3 separate regions of the Homo sapiens genome follow, and all the other regions are linked to region 1. A link is a loop called in an ENCODE intact Hi-C map of the cell type or tissue named here. Cell type or tissue: dorsolateral prefrontal cortex. All regions are shown on one strand. Each heading gives the region's core, and the rest is flanking DNA. Links, peaks and the distances in the headings are about the cores only.

Region 1 (6,281 bases), core at 1,500-5,499:
TTTAAGTTCATCATCACAAACTGAGTTTTTTTGTTGGGTACCATCCCCTCTACTTTTATAATTTATAAATCTAGGGAGCTTATAGCAACTTAGAGATTGGTCAATGAATTTTCCCCTTTGTTTTACACAAGAGAAAACTGGCACCCCTTTTGCAAAGTGAAGTGAATTGCTCAGTTCCTTCCTATAGTTGGTAGTAGAAGCGGGAGGAGAATTGAGCTCTAATAGAAACACTCAGTCCAAATACTTCTCTGCAAATTTCCAGAGTCTCATCACTCAGCTTTCTATACACATTTTCTCTTTTTGTTTGGGTATGTATGCCAGTCCCTGTGACTTTAGAAATGATGAGATATTATAAGGCCCATGCACAGCCCCACAATTATTCTCACGAACTCGGTTTTAATGTTGGTATGATTTGGGTATTATAAAAATTCATGGTCCTCAAGAAGCAGCCAGCAGTTTACCTATGGTAGCAGATACATTTTTGTCTAGCTTTCCCCATTTATTATTTGCATCATGCTTGATCAGACGGCCTCAAGAACAGCTTCTGCATAGTGAAAGAGAAAACAATGGTTTGAAAATGAAAGTTTAGTGCTAAAATGTAGCCATATGAATGTTCTTTGGAAGCACTTGTTTTTAAGGACCTTGGGGACATTCTCTGGTTGGTGTTTGTGTTAGTTTGCCAAAGCTGCATGGAAAAGTACTACGGATTGGGTGGCTTAAACAACAGAAATGTATCTTCTTATAATTCTGGAGGGTAAAATCCAAGATCAAGGTGTCAGCAGGTTTTTTTTTTTTTTTTTTTTTTTTTTTTTTTTTTTTTTTTTTTTGAGGCCTTCCTCTTTGGCTTGTAGATGCTGTCTTCTCAATGTATCTTTACATGGTCTTCCCTCTGTAACTGTCTGTCTCCTAATAGGCTCTTCTTATGAGGACACCAGTCACATGGGATTAGGGCCCACCTCAATGACTGCATTTTACTTAACTACCCCTGTTAAAGGCTCTCACTTTCCAAATATACTTACATTCTGCAGTATTGGGGGTTAGAACTTCAACATATAAATTTTGGGGGGACACACTTCAGCTCATAACAGTGTTAGAATGGGAAATGTTTATGAATCAATATTTACAAAATGGATAAGGAGGCTAGCAAAGCAAACACATAATCTCTCTGCTCAGACTCATCACACATCCTACCTGTGAGAGCCAATTGTTAAATAGTCAAGAAGTTTCCAAGATTAAGCCATGAAAACCAGCAATAGCTACATTGCTAATTTCAATCACCACCCTCACACTGAAAGCTAGGTTTCTTCTCTCTCTCTCTCTTTTTTTGTTTTTGAGACAGTCTTGCTCTGTCACCCAGGCTGGAGTGCAGTGAAGCAATCTTGGTGGCTCACTGCAACCTCTGCCTCCTGGGTTCAAGTGATTCTTCTGCCTCAGTCTCAAGAGCAGCTGGGATTACAGGCCCCCACCACCACGCTTGGCTAATTTTTGTATTTTTAGTAGAGATGGGGTTTCACCATGTTGGCCAGGCTGTTCTTGAACTCCTGACCTCAAGTAATCTGCCTGTCTTGGCTTCCCAAAGTGCCGGGATTACAGGCATGAACCACCGTGCCCAGCCAGAAAGCTAGTTTTCAAGGACACACTGCTCTATGCCATATCCATTTTTACAGTGAAGGTCACCTTGAGAAATAAATTAGCTTTTTCTAAAGGGATACTTTTCCTAGGATTGCTGTAAGTTGGGAATATGGTTTGGATATTTGCCCCCTCCAAATTTCATGTTGAAATATCATTAGGGAATTGCAAATTAAAACAATAATGAGATATCACTATGCACTTAATAGAATGGCCAAAATCCAAAAAAACCTCACAATACTAAAAGCTGGTGAGGAAGGAGAATAGCAGGACCTCTCATTCATTGCTGGTGGAAATACAAAAGAGCACAGTCACTTTGGAAAACAGTTTAGCAGGTTCTTACAAAACTAAACATAGTATTACCATATGGTACAGGAATCAAGCTCCTCAGTATATATCCAAATGAATTAAACTTATGTTTCCCCCCACCCAAAACCCTGCACAAAGGCTTATAGCAGCAGTATTCATAATTGTCAAAAACCAGAAGCGGCCCAGCGTGATGGCTCACACCTGTAATCCCAGCACTTTTGGAGGCTGAGGTGGGTGGATCACCTGAGGTCAGGAGTTTGAGACCAGCCTGGCCAACATGGTGAAACCCTGTCTCTACTAAAAATACAAAAATTAGCCAGGCGAGGTAGCAGGTGCCTGTAATCCCAGCTACTTGGGAGGCTGAGGCAGGAGAATTGCTTGAACCCGGGAGGTGGAGGTTGCAGTGAGCTGAGATCACACTACTGCACTCCAGCCTGGGCGACAACAGCGAAACTCTGTCTCAAACAAACAAACAACAACAACAACAACAAAAACCCCAGAAGCAATCCAGATGTTCCGCAGTAGGGAATGGCTCAACAAACATTGGTGCATCCATACAATGGAATATTATTCAGTGACAAGAATAAACGAGCTGTCAAATCACAAAAAGGTATGAAGGGCTCTAAAACACATATTGCTAAGTGAAAGAAGCCAGTCTGAGAAGGACATATATTTTATTATTTCACGATGTGTTATTCTGGAAAAGGCAAAACTGTAGAGACAGTAAAAAATATCATTGATTACCAGGAGTTAGGGAAGAAAGAAAGAAGGATGAAGAGGTGAAGCACAGGGAAGTTTTAGTCAGTGAAATTATTCTCTATAACTCTATAATGGTGGATACCTGTAATTTGTCGAAACCCATGGAAATGTACAACCTTATAGTACACTATGGACTTCAGTTAATCGTAAAGTGTTAATATTGCTTCGTTGACTTTAACAAATGTACTGCACTAATGCAAGGTGTTAACAATAGGGGGAACTCTGTGGGGGAGGAGAGTATATGAGAACTTCTTACTAACTGCTTGATTGTTCTGCAAATCCGAAGATGTTCTAAAAATAAAGCCTATTAATTAAAAAAACCCCAAAATGTAAAATAACAATAATGAGTGTCTGATTTCAATTTGCCTATAACATGCTTAGAAATTCAATTCGTTAATTTCAGTTTTTGAAATAATCAGATTGTCCAAAAGAGGGTGCCAAAGATTTACAAAGGTATTTTCTTTGGTTCTGTAAAAAGAAGCTAAGTAATAAAATAGAATTAATGTAATTAAAAGCCAAGAGAACCTAATATAAGTCAATGTGTCTGACTCTTATCTACATCTTGCCAATGACTCCTATCCTCCTTCCCTGGGACTCATGTTGGATGCGTTTTGCTTCTTGGTGCTGCTGCTTTGCTGTGTTTGAGAGTGTAATTCACCCTCATGATGCACAGCAGGTGACCCTGACTCCAAAGATACCTGCAGGGAGCTGAGCTAACCGAAATACGCCTGCACCTTATTTTAGGTAACGATAGACAGAGGCTTGTATAAGTTGGATTTGAATGGGAGTTTGCAAATTGATGTGTATACTTTGTAAATTTATACTATTTTCAGTTATATACACTTAGAGACAATTTTGACTTATTACTATTGGGTCTTCCACTGAAAGTGGCTTTTAGCACTGTAATCTTCAATTGCCCTGTTTCTAGAACCCTAAATCAAGGAGTTTATAATCTGTAACTAAGTATAAATGCATTGACACAATTCATTTTTTAAGGTATCTTTTGGTGGGCAGGGCCTGGTGGCTCATGCCTGTAATCCCAGCAGTCTGGGAGGCTGAGGCAGGAGGATTGTTTGAGCCCAGGAGTTAGAGACCAGCATAGGCAACATAGCAACACTCTGCCTCTGCAAAAAAATAAAGAATTAGCCCGACATGGCAGTGTGTAACCTGTAGTCCTGACTACTCAGGAGGCTGAGGTGGGAGGATTGCTTGAGCCCAAGAGGTCCAGGCTACAGTGAGCCAAGATCATGCCACTGCGGTCCAGCCTGGGTGACAGAGCCAGACCCTATCTCAAGTATATATATGAATAATTTCATCAAGGAATCTCCTTAAGATAACTATATCACAACAAAACTAAGTTCTTTTTTTGTTATATTGCCTTTTTACATTTTCAGAACATCTTTATTTTCTGTTGATTGTAAAAGAAACAGACACTAATAAAATAATCAGATTAAAAAAATTGTTTTAGGTTTGGGGTACATACGCAGGTTTGTTATATAGGTAAACTCATGTCACAGGGGTTTGCTGTACAGATTATTTTGTCATCCAGGCACTAAGCCTAGTACCCAATAGTTATTTTTTCTTCTCTTCTCCCTCCCCCCGCCCTCCACCCTCAGGTAGGCCCCAGTGTCTGTTGTTCTTTTCTTTGTGTCCATGAGTTCTCATCATTCAGCTCCCACTTATAAGTAAAAACATGCAGTACTTGGTTTTCTGTACATGCATTAATTTGCCAAGGATAATGGCCTTCAGCTCCATCTATTTTCTCACAAAAACATGATCTCATTATTTTTTATGGCTGCATAGTATTCCGTGGTATATATGTACCACATAAAATAATCAAATTAAGAAACTCCAAAGTGAAAGCTTACTTAATCTTACTTGAAGATTTCTTACTTACTGTCAGTGATTTGTTATGTAACTTTCTCTTTGGTGTGTATATTAAGAAACAATTTTATTTTATTGTGGTAAGAACACTTAACATGATATCTACCCTCTTAACAAATTTTGAAATATGCAATACAGTATTGTTTACTAAAGGTACCATTTTGTACAGCAAATCTCTAGAACTTATTCATATTGCTCAACAGGGAGGGGCTTGTGTAACCTTCTGAATGTTTACATATGTGTTTAGAATGTAAATGGCTTACATTATCCATATTCTCCAGTGATATACTTTCCACATCTAATGATGAATGTCTGTCTTATATAACATCATTCTTTCTTTGCAATGGATGCCTATGATTCCCTTTTATGGATGTATTACACTTTGTTTAGTCAATACCCTATTACACAATTTATTTAGTTCTTTCTTTTGTTTTTGTTTTTGCTATTAACAGTATTGATTTAATAAAAAGCCTTACAAACCCATATTTATGGATTCGTGCTATTATCTCTGTTTAACTAATTCCTGAATTGAAATTCTAAGTTTAAATATAAGCATATTTATATATATATTTTAATTTTTAATTTTTTGTGGATATATAGTGGGTATATATATTTATGGGATGTGTGAGATGTTTTGATACAGGCATGCAATACATAATAATCACATCATAGAGAATGGGGTATCCATCCTTTCAAACATTTATGCTTTGTGTTACAAGCAATCCAATTATACTCTTTTAGTTATTAAAAATGTACAATTAAGTTATTATAGACTATGGTCACCCTATTGTTCTATCAAGTAGTAGGTCTCATTCATTCTATTTTTTTTTGTACTCATTAACCATTCCCACCTCCTCCCCATTCTTTCCTCTTCCCTTCCCAGCCTCTGGTAACCATCCTTCTGCTCTCTATGTTCGTGAATTCAATTGTTTTGATTTTTAGATCCCATAAATAAGTGAGAACATGTGCTGTTTGTTTTTCTGTGCCTGGTTTATTTCACTTAACATAATGATCTGCATATATTTTGATAGGCATTACCATCCACTATCTGATAAGTTTTACAGATTCAGTCCTGTAATTTAATGATGGGGATATGTTCTGGGAAATGTGTCCTTAGATGATTTTGTTGTTGTGTGAACATCAAAGAGTGTATATAGTATTTATGTAAACCTAGATTGTGTAGCCTACTACACACCTAGGTTATGTGGTATAGCCTATTGTTCCTAGGCTACAAACCTATACAGCATGCTACTTACTGAATAATGTAGGAAGTTATAACGCAAATCACTAAGCCACAGGAATTTTTCAGCTCCATTTTCATCTTATGGGACCACCGCGGTATATGCGGTTTGTTTTTGACTGAAATGCTCTTATGTGGCACATGAGTGTATAAAAACCCACTCACATGAGTGTTCCTCTGGGGTTTTCTTAAAGTGGAGAACAACTGCATCTAAGAATGAATCATTTTAGATCAGGGCTGTCTAGGATTGAAATGTCCCAGGATCAGACAGCATCCAGAATAGCATTTACCTTTTCTGGTATATGCTGCAAAATAATTGCCACAAGTATCATTGACGATTTGCATTCTTGGTATATCTATGTAAAGGAGATGTCCTTCGACTGACAGCTGGCAATACTTCTTGCAGATCTCAGAGCTAACTGCATGTTGAGGTTCAGCATCCACTCTGGTGATTTGGTGA
Region 2 (6,281 bases), core at 1,448-5,447, 140 kb after region 1:
ATACTGTCAATATTGTCACATCAATTTAAGAGTCCAGCAGCCAGTGGAAACTTTCTCTGGTCTGAGGTATCACATATACAAGGCAACGTCTCCCCTGTGTGTGGGAAGGTGGTGAACTCTGTTTCTGGATATACCTGTATGTGTTAGTTTGCTAGGGCTCCCCTAACGAGGTACCACAGACTGGGTAGTTTCACCAACAGAAATGTATCTTCTCGTGGTTCTGAGGCAGCAAGTCCTCCGAGGCCTCTTTCCTTGGCTTGTGGATGGCTGTCTTTTCCCTGCCTGGCCACATGGCCTTTCCTCTGTGTCCCAATTTCCTTTTCATCAGTCAAACTGGATCAAAGCCCACCCTAATGACCTCATTTTAACTTAAATATCTCTTTGAAGACTCTGTCTCCAAGTAGAGAGACGTTCTGAGGTACTGGGAGTTAGAACTTCAACACAAGAATTTGGGAGGACACAGCCCACGACACGGTGACATTTAAAGTCTCTCGGCATCTAATTGTATATATTAAATATGAGCAGTTTTTTGTATTTCAGTTATACTTCAAGAAAGCTGTGAGGTCCCCATGCTTCACTCATCTCTCTGCCTTGTTCTGAGTGGATTCGGTATTTAGGGGCCAAGTTATCAATTACAGCAGCCCCATTTCTCAGAAGCCACATGAATGACTTAAAAAGCTGCTCATTTGGCCAGGCGCGGTGGCTCACGCCTGTAATCCCAGCACTTTGAGAGGCTGAGGCGGGTGGATCACCTGAGGTCAGGAGTTTGAGACCAGCCTGGCCAACATGGTGAAGCCCTACTCTCTGCTAGTATATCTCTACTAAAAATACAAAAAAATTAGCTGGCATGGTGGCAGGTTCCTGTAATCCCAGCAACTTGGGAGGCTAAGGCAGGAGAATCGCTTGTACCCAGGAGACGGAGGTTGCAGTGAGCCGAGATCGCACCATTGCACTCCAGTCTAGGCGACAAGAGTGAAACGTGAAACTCTCGTCTCAAAAAAAAAAAAAAAAAAAAAAAAAGCTGCTGATTTTCTGCTTACAGCCATTTACATAGACTTTGGGAGAGAAGGACTTTGATATGGTTTGGCTCTGTTCCTCCACCCAAATTTCATGTTGACTTGTAATTCCCAATGTTGGGGGAGGGACCTGGTGGGAGGTGATTGGATCATGGGGACAGACTTTCCCCACGGTGTTCTCATGATGGTAAGTTCCTGAGGCCTCCTCAGAAGCAGAAGCCTGTACAACCTGTAGAACCATGAACCAATTAAACTTCTTTTCTTTATAAATTACCCATTCTCAGGTAGTTCTTTATAGCAGTGTGAGAATGAACTAACACAGACTTCAACTAAAGAATAAATTGGAGGCTGGGCATGATGGCTCACACCTGTAAACCCAGAACTTTGGGAGGCTGAGATGGGAGGATCATGAGGTCAGGAGTTCGAGACCAGCCCGACCAACATTGTGAAACCCCCATCTCTACTAAAAATACAAAAATTAGCCAGGCATGGTGGCTCAACGCCTGTGATCCCAACTGCTCAGGAGGCTGAGGCAGGAGAATTGCTTGAACCTGGGAGGCGGAGGTTGCAGTGAGCTGAAATCGCGTCACTGCACTCCAGCCTGGGCAACGGGGCGAGACTCTGTTTCCAAAAAAAAAAAAAAAAAATTAGAATCTAGCTCTTGTGTGACATAAATATGAAATGAGAAAATACCCCAGAGTAGAATTATAATATTAGGAATAAAAGTGACATTAATTTCTGAGGCCTCTGCTAAGTATGAAGAAAGAGCTCAAAGGGAAACAACAGGAGCCACTGCTCCCTAAGAAAAAAAAATTCCCGATTCTCTTAATGGGGGACAGAAATGTCAAAAATTGTATAGCTTCATTTTTACATCCCAAAATATGCTCCTAATAGAAACATAGTGCTAGTGTATATATTTTTCTCTAGTTATTATTGGTTCTATTAACAAAGGTTAGTATGCAACATATTTGCAAACATGCAGGACTACAAATAAAATCTTGTTTTCATACATCTAACTTAACCTTATAATTTTTCCTATTTTATTAAAAGATATTTTTCAAAAAAATAAAAAAGATGTTTTTCATCTAGCACATTATTCCTTTATCTGCTTTGTGATCATTATTCTTTCATAATTAATATCCAGCAACCATTCCCCAAGATAAGTATTTCCTATTTTTCTTCTTAAAACATACTCAAAAAATCATCCCTTTCAAAATACATCCTTGTGATAGTTAATTTGATAGTATCCAAATGTAGTTGTAGGACATATGAATTTCCTATGTTCAATATGCCATACACTCATGGCTTGTTTTTTTTGCTTTTATTTTATTTCAATAGTTTTGGGGAACAGGTGGGTTTTGGTTATATAGATAAGTTCTTCAGTGGTGATTTCTGAGATGTTGGTGTAGTTGTCTTTCAAGCAATGTGAACCATACCCTATATGTAGTCTTTTATCCCTCACCCTCTTCCCTCCCTTCCTCTAGAGTTCCCAAAGTCCATTGTATCATTCTTACCCTCACCATGGCTTTTCTGATAGATACATCATGTACTAATTGACTGTGATCATTAATCTTTGTGTTCAATTTGGCATTACTGGTTTATTAAGGTACTGTACACATATATAAGCTAAGTGTGTCTGAAATAACAGAGAAGGTATTTAAAGGGCCACAACTGCTTGTTACAATGTAAATGTAGTATTACAAACACCTCAAATTTCCTGGGTGTAGAACCACTTAAGCACTCCAAGATACCCTTGTTTCTGTCTATGATAAAGTGCCCACACTAAAACAATCAAAGCTTATGCCTGGTATCTGCATATAATCAATTACCAGGTTTTTCTTTAGCATTTTACACATGTGATCTGAATATTCCTGGTAACTAAGATAGGCATAAAAGGATGTTAAAGTGTGCAGATGCAAAATATTTCTGACCATCACATTTAGAATCTTCACCTATAAGATAATTTAGGAGAACCCTTCTTTTTACCATATTTTATTCCTGTTATTTATGTATTAGAAGAAGGGAGAGAGAGGAGGAGGAGGTAGAACAGAAGCAAGAAGGGGTAGAGTGAGAGAAAGAGGAACAGGAGGAAGAGGAGGAGGAGGAGAGAAGGGGAGAAGAGGAGGAAGGGAAATAAGAGAAAGTGAGAGAACAAACTTGAGATTTTCGTTCCAAATCTGGCTGAAAAACACAGATTTCTGGGCTCCCTATTGTAAGGTAATGGATGTGCTTTGGTCAAGGATAGGCCGAGGTAGGATGTATACATCCTGTGTGATGCAGGGGGATTGGAATGTAGGCGCACAATTTCATGTATAATGTAAACACAGCTATGTAGCCATGACATGGGAATGCCATCACTTGGCTCTATGCCACTATTGTCTGTAAAAGGCATAATTGCCCTGCTGGCACTGTACAGGCATGCTTGTGCCCAGAGAGAAAAAGAGTTAAGCCGATGACCCTGAAGGCAAGGGAGAGCCGGCTGCGCAGGCGTGCATGGGAGCAGCTGGAGCAAGCAGTCGAGACAGAGCAGACAGTGTAAGAGAGCTGCTGATGACAGAGCTGCTGAATAAAGCTGTGTTTCACCTACCTACGGCCCCCTGAGTGGTATCTGCCATTTCATCCACCCACTCCCCTTGGACCTCAGCATGGGCTGGAACCGTACCTTGACCCTAACACATGTCAAGCCTATCAAATTAATACAAATCACTTCAGGTGGTTCTAATTGTCAGCAGGGTTGAGGATAAGTGGGTTAGAAAATCCTGAGATTGTTGAGGGTCAACCCTCCCGGGTCCTGCAAATGTTAGCGAGCTTGTCTGCTGGTGTTCTCACAACAGCCTTCAATGCCTCATTCCTAAAGAATGGGGACTATGGGAATCTTAGACCCCATGGTAGGCCATTTGGGAGAATATTTTGGATCAGAGAGGGATTTCTGGTCTCCTAAAATTATAATGAACTCAATGAGGATAAGAAATGTGTCTTTTCCAACTCTATCTCTGTTGCTCACCAGGATGCCTAGTGAGGAATTGGTGACAGTAAATGTATTGAATTTGATGCATTATTAGGCCATCTGTTTCCCCCTGTTTGCTGTGGGTCCTGCCCAAAGCTAAATCCAAGCAGAGAACGTACTTTTTTGAAAGTTTTCATGGCTAATAAGAAACCTGTGATGCAGGAATAAGTTTGAAAACAAATGTATCTACACTGTAGGAGCATTGGTTGAATTTGAACCCAGGAAATGACTATTTCTATTTTGCCTTTACTCAGACATACAAACCCAATTCCATTTTGGTGGGGTAATGGCGTTACAGGAGACTAGAGATCCAGAAATGTCAGATACAGGAAAACAGAAAAGTACAACTGCTTTATCAGCTTTTCTACCACTGACCCTGTGTGGGTAACAAGCAACGGCTAATACCCCAAATCCAGGATCACATACATCTTTTGGTAGAATCAAGCAGGAAGTTTTTATAGCTTCAGATATATGGTTTGAAACAAAAACCTTTTCTGCTCAACTTTAATTAAAATAGAACAAATCTATCTGCAAGAGCGCTCTCGCAAAAACAAAAAGCAAATTTCACAAGGAAAGGTGGTAATCTTGAAATGGCATTTATTTGTTCAAAGAATAATTACATTTTATAGCCCAGCTCTATGAGGAATTCCAATATGATGCAAGTCTTTTAATATGTTTAAATAGAAAGATTCTTAATGCCATGACTAGTTTTTAATTGAGACCTTATTAAACACCCTATTGTGTAAATAGGAAACAATTTCAGTTTGAGTGTTTTCATTTGAGTGTTTTCATTTTCATTAAAGATATAGCAAATGGATTCACAGAAATTTTTGTACTTTACTCAAGTAATTTTGGAGCCCCATACTTTGGTGCAAAAAATAATAAGGACTAGCCTTGCACAATATTCTTTGCACCTTGCAGTGTATGGCAAGACATCTGATATAGGGTTGAAGAGCATTATATTTTAGATAAGGTGGTGGACTGTATAAGCACATGGTTTCTGTAAATTTCATACCGCCTTGTTATTCTGGCACCTGCTGTTCAAAGAAAGAGGAAACCTGAAGGAAATAAAACTCAGCACAAAACAGCTGCATCTAAAGTGGAGACTGCTGGGATGCATGAGGAGGAGACACAAAGGGAAAGACAAGATGGTTTTAAGTGTTTCTTAAATGTGGGGAAAAAGTTTGTTTCCAATAGAGTATTATTATATTTAATTGAGAAAAAAATAAATAAAGCGAAGGGAAATTTGAGAGGAGAAAGAAAAGGTTTTGATTAATTGTAGCTCACAGACCCTTAGGGCTGGAATGGACTTTATAGAATCCCAGTCTTGTTGGGCAACTCAGGAAAGTAAGGCTCACAGAGGTATTGACGTACTAAACACCCACTTAATGAATAAAATGCCTGCTGCATTTATGTAGATATGATTTTTTTTTTAATTCCTGGAGGAAAGATGAAAGATCAGTATTCACAAAACATTTGAATGATTTTGAATGCTGAGCCCCCAAGTCTTCGCCACTGGGGAGAAAGACTGTCCTGTGGCCACAGCCCACTGGGGAGACAGACTTTGTCCTGTGGCCACAGCCCTGGTGCCAGAGAAATGGGACTCCTGGGTTCCTCAGAGGCTACACTGTCTCACTCATCACACAGCTTACAGAGGTAGAATCTGAGGGCCTCGCTGGATACTAGAGATTCTTGCAGTATAGACTGGTAGTGAAAACCCTTCTGGAAATGTTTCTGAGAACAAGAGGTTGTAGTTTTAAGCCATGTATCCAGCATCCACCTATGACGTTGTGTTGAGTTCCTGGAATCTTCGGGATTCTACACCAGGGCAGCCAGGCGACTGAGAAGGACACAGCCTTCTTGTCAGAACACTCTGTGTTTCAATTTTACCTCTGCAAAGGACTATTCTTGTAACCACAAGTGGATACTGAACTCTCTGGATCTCTGTTTATTGCAGGGAAAAAGTAACATACAGCATATAAAATGCCAAGTGATGGCCTTTTCTGCCAAACACAGAGGAGTGGAACAATAAATTTGCATTAATTTCCCTCAAATTCCAGAAGATATTTCTTTGACTTAGTGCAGAATTTGAGAGAATAATTTTTTTTCTTGGTTACCTAATTTGCAAACTGGAATTAAGAACATTCAAAATCCTCTCGGATCGCTCGTTAAAATGAGTGATGAGCAATTTCCTGGAAAACAATGAACATTAGCTATCAGTCACTCTATGAATAAGTTTTATTATTGGCTCCACTAAT
Region 3 (6,281 bases), core at 1,448-5,447, 850 kb after region 1:
TTATATTTACCCTGACCCCACTAGTCAGATGTAATAGTAACAACTTGATTTGAGTCCTTCCAGATATATAGTGCTAGAAGATAGATAAATAGAATAAATGAAAAGTCATATGAGATAATTTATTAACTTGTTTTATTCCTAACTGTCTCCCACCATGGAATTTTAATACCACATATATCTATTTATCTGTGTGTGTATTGATGCATATCTATTGTTTTATACATAAAAATAATAAGGTTCTTTTTCTCCAAGAACCATTTTTTCTTCCTTGGGTGAGATATTGCCCCTACAGAGAACCTGCGATTTAGATTATTGTGTTATTAAAGCTCTAATTTATACAATAAGACATGTAAGTGTTTCACAATTCTGAATACGACTTAATATGAAAGAGATTTATGAAAAGGAATCCCAAATAGAAGTTTTTAATAGCTATAATATCAAATAATAAAAACGACCACCTTTGATGTTGATTAATTTTGATATCATGGCTATTTGCTTAAATTAGCCAGTTCTTACCTAACATATTCTATTTCATAGAATAGTTATGATGTGAACATTATAAGATCCTTGTATGATTTAACTAAATAATCCAGGTGGCTTTTGAGAGGGAGAACACTTTTTTAAAAATAACTTTTGACTTTTCTCTTTTGTCAGCGTGCAGAAAAGTGTGACACTAAAAGAACCAACCTGATACTACTATCCTTAGAAAAGCCTGCATACAAGGTTGGCTGTCATCTGGGAATGTAGGTGATCAAGAGTTCTCTCCACTGACATAAACTTTGTTTAAATAATAAGGATGACTCATTGTGACTAGACTATGCAAATAATGGGATGTGTGTTAAACATCTCCTTTCCTTCTGGGAGTCTGGAATTTTGGTGTATGCTAAACAGTGGGTGCCTGCAAGACCAGCCTCAAATAAAAACCCTGGGCACTGAGTCTCTAAAAAGACTCCCAGTAGGCAATATTTCACACGTGTTCTCACAACTTACTGCTGGAGGAATTATGCACGCCTTGCATGACTCTATTGGAAAAGGACTCTAGGAATCTTGCACCTGATTCTTACCGACTTCTCCCCATAATCTTTTTTTTCCTTGTATCCTTTCCATGTAATAAACCTTGGCCATGAGTCTTGCGAGTTCTTCTAATAATCATTAAACTGGGCGCTGGTCTTGAAGACCCTTGACACAGTTAGTCTATTTGGGATTCCTACTAGAGTATCGATATGAGTTGAACTGTGTTTCCCCAAGAAGATGTGTTTAAGTCCTAGCCCCCAGTAACTGTGACTGTGACCTTATTTGGAAATTGGGTCTTTCCAGATGTGATCAAGTTAAGATAGGGTCATACTGAATTAAAGTGATTCTTAATCTAATGTGACTGGAATCCTTATGAGAACAGAGAGAGAGACAGACACAGAGGGAAGAAGTCCACATGAAGATGGAAGCAAAAGTTGGAGATATACTGCCATAAATCAAGAAGCACCTGGGGCAGGTAGAAGCTGGAAGAGGAAAGAAAGAATCCCCTGAGCCCTAGAGGCTGTAGAGGGAGCGTGACCCTTTGAAAACCTTGATTTGGGACTTCTAGTCTCCAGAATAGTGACAGAATAAATTATATTCTGTATATTTTATGTAATTATATTCTGTATGTTTTATATAATTATATAATAATTACATATATATATGTTCTACAATATAATTATATGATAAGGGATTACATTCAGCCTGTTTAATATATATAATATATAATTATATGTATCATTATATAATATAAATAATCTAGGTGGCTTTTTAATATATATAATTATATGTTATGTATTTATATATCATTATATGTTAGATAATTATAATTATATGTTAGATAATTATATATAATTATATGTTATATATATGAAACAGGCTGAATGTAATCCCTTATATATAATATATAATATGTGTTATATAATATATATTAATATAATATATTGCATTACTTAATATATAATATATAACATAATCATATAACAATTATATATAGTTATATAATTATATAATTATGTTATATAATATAATTATATAATTATATATAATATATAATATAATTATATAATTATATATAATATATAATATAATTATATATTATAATGTTATATAACATAATATATAAGATAATTATATTTTATTATATATTATATAATGTATAATTATATATAATATAATATGTTAGATATTACAATATATTAATATTATATATTATATAATACATATTATATATAATTATATAATTATATTGTAGAAAGTCACCCACTTTGTGATACCCTGTAACACCACTCCTTGGGAACTAGTACAACTGTCAATTTAGATTTTTTTTATTAGGGAAGAAAATTACCCATTATATTTAGTTTTTTAAATATGTTCATCATATACAAAATTTTATTTTTGTTCATTTTTGTAACTATAATAAACACTTAAAAACAGAAGTTTTGTCCGATTGTTCACTATGTATCTTAAGTGACAAGAACAGTGCCTGGACTAGTAGGCATTTTGTAAATATATTTAATAAATACATAAATATATTAAATAAATAAATACATTGAATACAGAAATACATTCAAAAGAATAAATGAATGTATATAGAGAGGAGATTTGTTACCAATATGTGAGTTAAAATCAGAGTGATATGTCAATAATTTGTTTTAATTTTCTATTATTATTTAATTTTCTATTATGGTTTAACATTGAAAATATATTATTACTTTCCTTTGTCTTCCCTTTTGATGATTCTGTCAATATTATTCCACAGTGTTTTCCTTTGTGAAGAAAATACAGCTGTTCTGGTTTGCATTCAATTAACATTAACCTGGTTTTCATGATAGGATATTTGTCAAATTTCTCTTTTTCCACTTGTGCTTTTGAAATCTTGTTTCATCTCCTTATTTTTTAAACTAGTTTTGTAAAGTTTCCTAATTATAAATCTCTCTGTCTCTGTCTCTCTGTCTGTCTCGTGTGTGTGTGTGTGTGTGTGTGTGTGTGTGTGTGTGTGTGTGTGTGCGCGTGTGTGATAAATCTGTTCTGGCTGCACATTCACCTTCTACAATTCAGGCCAGCCAAAGCCCATAAATTATAGGGTAACTTGTAATAAGCAATCTAGAAGCATACTGTTCAGGAGAAATATAATGTGTACCACATATATTAATTTTAAATTTTCTAGAAGGATACTAAAAAAGGAAAAAGTAGATACAATTTAATTAATCAATTTTAATAGTACAATTTAAACATATCGAAATAGTATTAAACATATCCAAATAGTATTAATTTAGCATGTCATCAATAGAATATTATTAACAAGGCATTTTACACTTTTTTGGTACTGTCTTTGAAATCCCATATGCATTTTGTGCATATGACAGTTCTCATTTGGACTTGCCACACTTCAAATGCTCAATAGTCATATGTAGCTTGCAGCTACCTTATTGGGCTGCACACTTCTAGTGACATCTTGTCATTAGCACCAGTGTATGTTAAATATATCTGATTTCATTATTATTAAAACGTCCCCTGAGTAAAGGCAGATGCTGTTTCCCAGAGTTGCTGGCAAGCTTGATGTTTGATGAGTCTAGTAATGCATAGGATCTGTTCTCAGGTTGCTTCATCAGCCATAGCCCGTCTCCTGAAAGATGGCTCCCTCTAGTGTCTCTACTTGAGTTAGTGAGTCGATTTCAGGATGATGTAAATGCCCTTTCAGCCTTTTATCTTCTCCCACTAAGGATTTACCATATGTAGGACAGGTAACCACTGAATTTCTGAAACAGCCTCATGAAATCCAGTCAGTACATTTAGCAGCTATTTTGTATGGCCAGGGGAGAATTTAAAGGCTTAGACAATTCAGCAGCTACAGCAGGGAGATCTTTGGGCTGTGGATCAGGATGGGCTGGAAAAGATAGGGAGGGTTACTATTGGGTGCAAATGCAAGGGATAGATCTATTCATAAATGCTGTGAACTTTGGAACCCCCAGCTAAAGTGTACACTTGAGCACCATTTCCATTTAACAGTGTGCTCCATTGGGGTGTTTCCTCAATTTGAATGTTTCACAGACATCACCTAAGTCATGATGGGTGTTTCTGGTTTCAGGATTGCCAGGTCTCTTGATGTAGGAGCAATTCCTGCCAATGCCCAACAACAAGCTCACAATTATGTTTCTAAAGGGCTGAATTGAGCAGCTGCATCAGACCACTTTCAAGTCCAAAATCTCTGCCGTCTCCACTGAGCAGCAATATTGATTTCTGCCAAAAGCTCTAGTCTGTGTGTGTTCCAGTTGTTGACACTTCTACAATCATTTGTGCATTCGGGTCATAAGGCTCAAGAGACACTGCCTGATTGACAGCCCTTTATAAATCTTTTATTTGCTTGTTTCTGTCAGGCCACAATTCAATCTCAGATTTCTTTCTAGTGACTTTGTGGAAAGGACTAACAATATCCCAGAGTGGAAGATGTGATTATGCCATAACTCAAACAGATTCTCCAGTCTCTGGGCTGTTTAGTAACAAGGTCAAGATCAGATTCTAAATTATTTCTTATGATAGGAGGAAAGCCTCTTGTGATCTGGCTCATGTTCTTTTCTAAATTTTCAGGGACTGGGGCAGGTCTTGAATTGTACTGGGGTTTATCTGCCGTGCTTTATTGACAGCTGGGTGACACAGTCTCTAAAGTATACTTTGCTTTTTCCTCTGAGGAGGCAATTAAGATATCATTGATGTTATCAACTTACTCCTGGTTATCAAGATCAAGTGCAGCTACGCTGGATTGTGATAGTATACTGGTTAGCTTAAATGTCTTTTTGTTAATATGTGGAGGCAGTGTTCTTGATTGACTTCTGAAATAGGTGTACAAAAGAAAGCATGAGCTAAGATCTATACTGAATGCTCTCCTTTGATCCATTGCCTGTTGGTGCAATTGTATTGGTTTTGCTTTTTGTTTTTCTGAATTATATCTATAGCACATCCAACGCTATGGTGGATCTACCTAGATGAACTCCCAGTGGTCCACTATCAGTATGTGTAGATAACCTGCTTTGCGTTTTTGGTGTGTAAGGGCTATTAAAAGAGAATTATTGGGTTTACTGATTTTTTAAAGATTGAGTAGTATTCCATTGTGTATACATACTACATATTCTTTATTCATCTGTTGATGGATACTTGGGTTGATTCCGTGTCTTGGCTATGGTGAATTATACTGTAATTAACATGGGAGTGCAGCTATCTCTTTGCCGTATTGACTTTACTTCCTTTGGATATATACCAAAAAGTTGGATTGCTGAAACTACCATATGCTACTTCTAATTAGAGTTTTTTGAGGAACCTCTACATTGTTTTCTATGGTGGCTATACTAACTTACATTCAAACATACATTAAAATTCCACATTGTATACCATAAATATAAATAATTTTCATTTATCAATTAAGGAAAATAATTAATGGAGATCAATATCACTATTTCAATCATTAATGCTAATTAAAGCATTAATGTTCTCTTTTACTTCTGGAACTCTGTATTATTTAGTATTTTCTACAGAGGAGGTCTTAGGCAATTGCAAAGATTGTAATTTATCATTTCAGGTGACACCAGGTGGAGGGTGACTATGGAACATGGAACACACGCAGTGTAATAATGTAGGAGCAGAGTCCTCCATTCTCCTGTGACACCCATTCCCATTATACACTTAGGTAAGGGAGATGAAATGAGAGAATACTTTCTCCAGTCGTATTTTCCAAATTAGAGTTTAACTGGTACGTTGTTATTGTCTACCACAGCATTTCCGCGTTCTCCAAGTTTCACCTTTAGACCTCTTAGACTGTCCTCCTAGCCCCTATGTGGATTTCCATAGACTGATTGCGAAGAGTTAATAATTCCACATATTTTAGTTATTGCCCTCAGGCCATTCCATCCACATCACTTTCTAGTTCTTTGGATTCCCTCACTGAGGGGTGGGTGGGCAGATCCCAAATCCTTACTTAATTTACATAAAAAGGAAATATGGCTTTAACTGAGGGATTACATTCAGCCTGTTTAAGTATTTCCATTCCAAATCATAATCCTTATGATTGGATTTGTACTTATCCATGCTAAGTTATATGTGGAAACTTCGAGGGGGCTTCTTAAGGTATGCATGTCATAGCCAACAATGAAGTTGGATTTTTACCTCTCATGCTTCAAGATTATACCGCCAAAACCCTACCAATAATCCTCTCAATTCCCCCTTTTTCATCCTGTTTTTCAGCAGCAGTGGAACAATTCCAGCAGAGTAGG

The links. Peaks named below come from ENCODE experiments on the same cell type or tissue, not always from the same donor. Only the 100,000 strongest peaks of a DNase experiment are listed, where the experiment ranks them.
Region 2: it touches region 1 in a loop (3-fold over the local background); 4 of 110 quality-filtered maps call a loop at or near these places.
Region 3: a loop joins it to region 1, with 6 times the contacts of the local background. A loop is called at or near these places in 27 of 110 quality-filtered maps.

What each region holds. Positions count from the first base shown.
Region 1 is chr16:75,798,365-75,804,645 of GRCh38, forward strand. The region is part of intron 3 of LOC105371348 (a long non-coding RNA gene); the gene reads left to right. Among named protein-coding and RNA genes, the nearest start is that of CPHXL, 75 kb to the left of the region's middle. In dorsolateral prefrontal cortex, for the core only: CTCF peaks have their summits at 3,130 (motif pointing right) and 3,330; no DNase peak of the experiment used is centred there; H3K27ac peaks cover 448 bases.
Region 2 is chr16:75,935,605-75,941,885 of GRCh38, forward strand. No RefSeq gene overlaps it. Among named protein-coding and RNA genes, the nearest start is that of CPHXL, 210 kb to the left of the region's middle. In dorsolateral prefrontal cortex, for the core only: no CTCF peak of the experiment used is centred there; a DNase peak (open chromatin) is centred at 3,525.
Region 3 is chr16:76,649,967-76,656,247 of GRCh38, forward strand. LINC02125 (long intergenic non-protein coding RNA 2125) reads left to right here. Exons shown (of 4, transcript NR_110934.1): 3 at 5,591-5,698. Among named protein-coding and RNA genes, the nearest start is that of LINC02125, 18 kb to the left of the region's middle. In dorsolateral prefrontal cortex, for the core only: CTCF peaks have their summits at 3,646 (motif pointing left) and 3,852; a DNase peak (open chromatin) is centred at 3,615.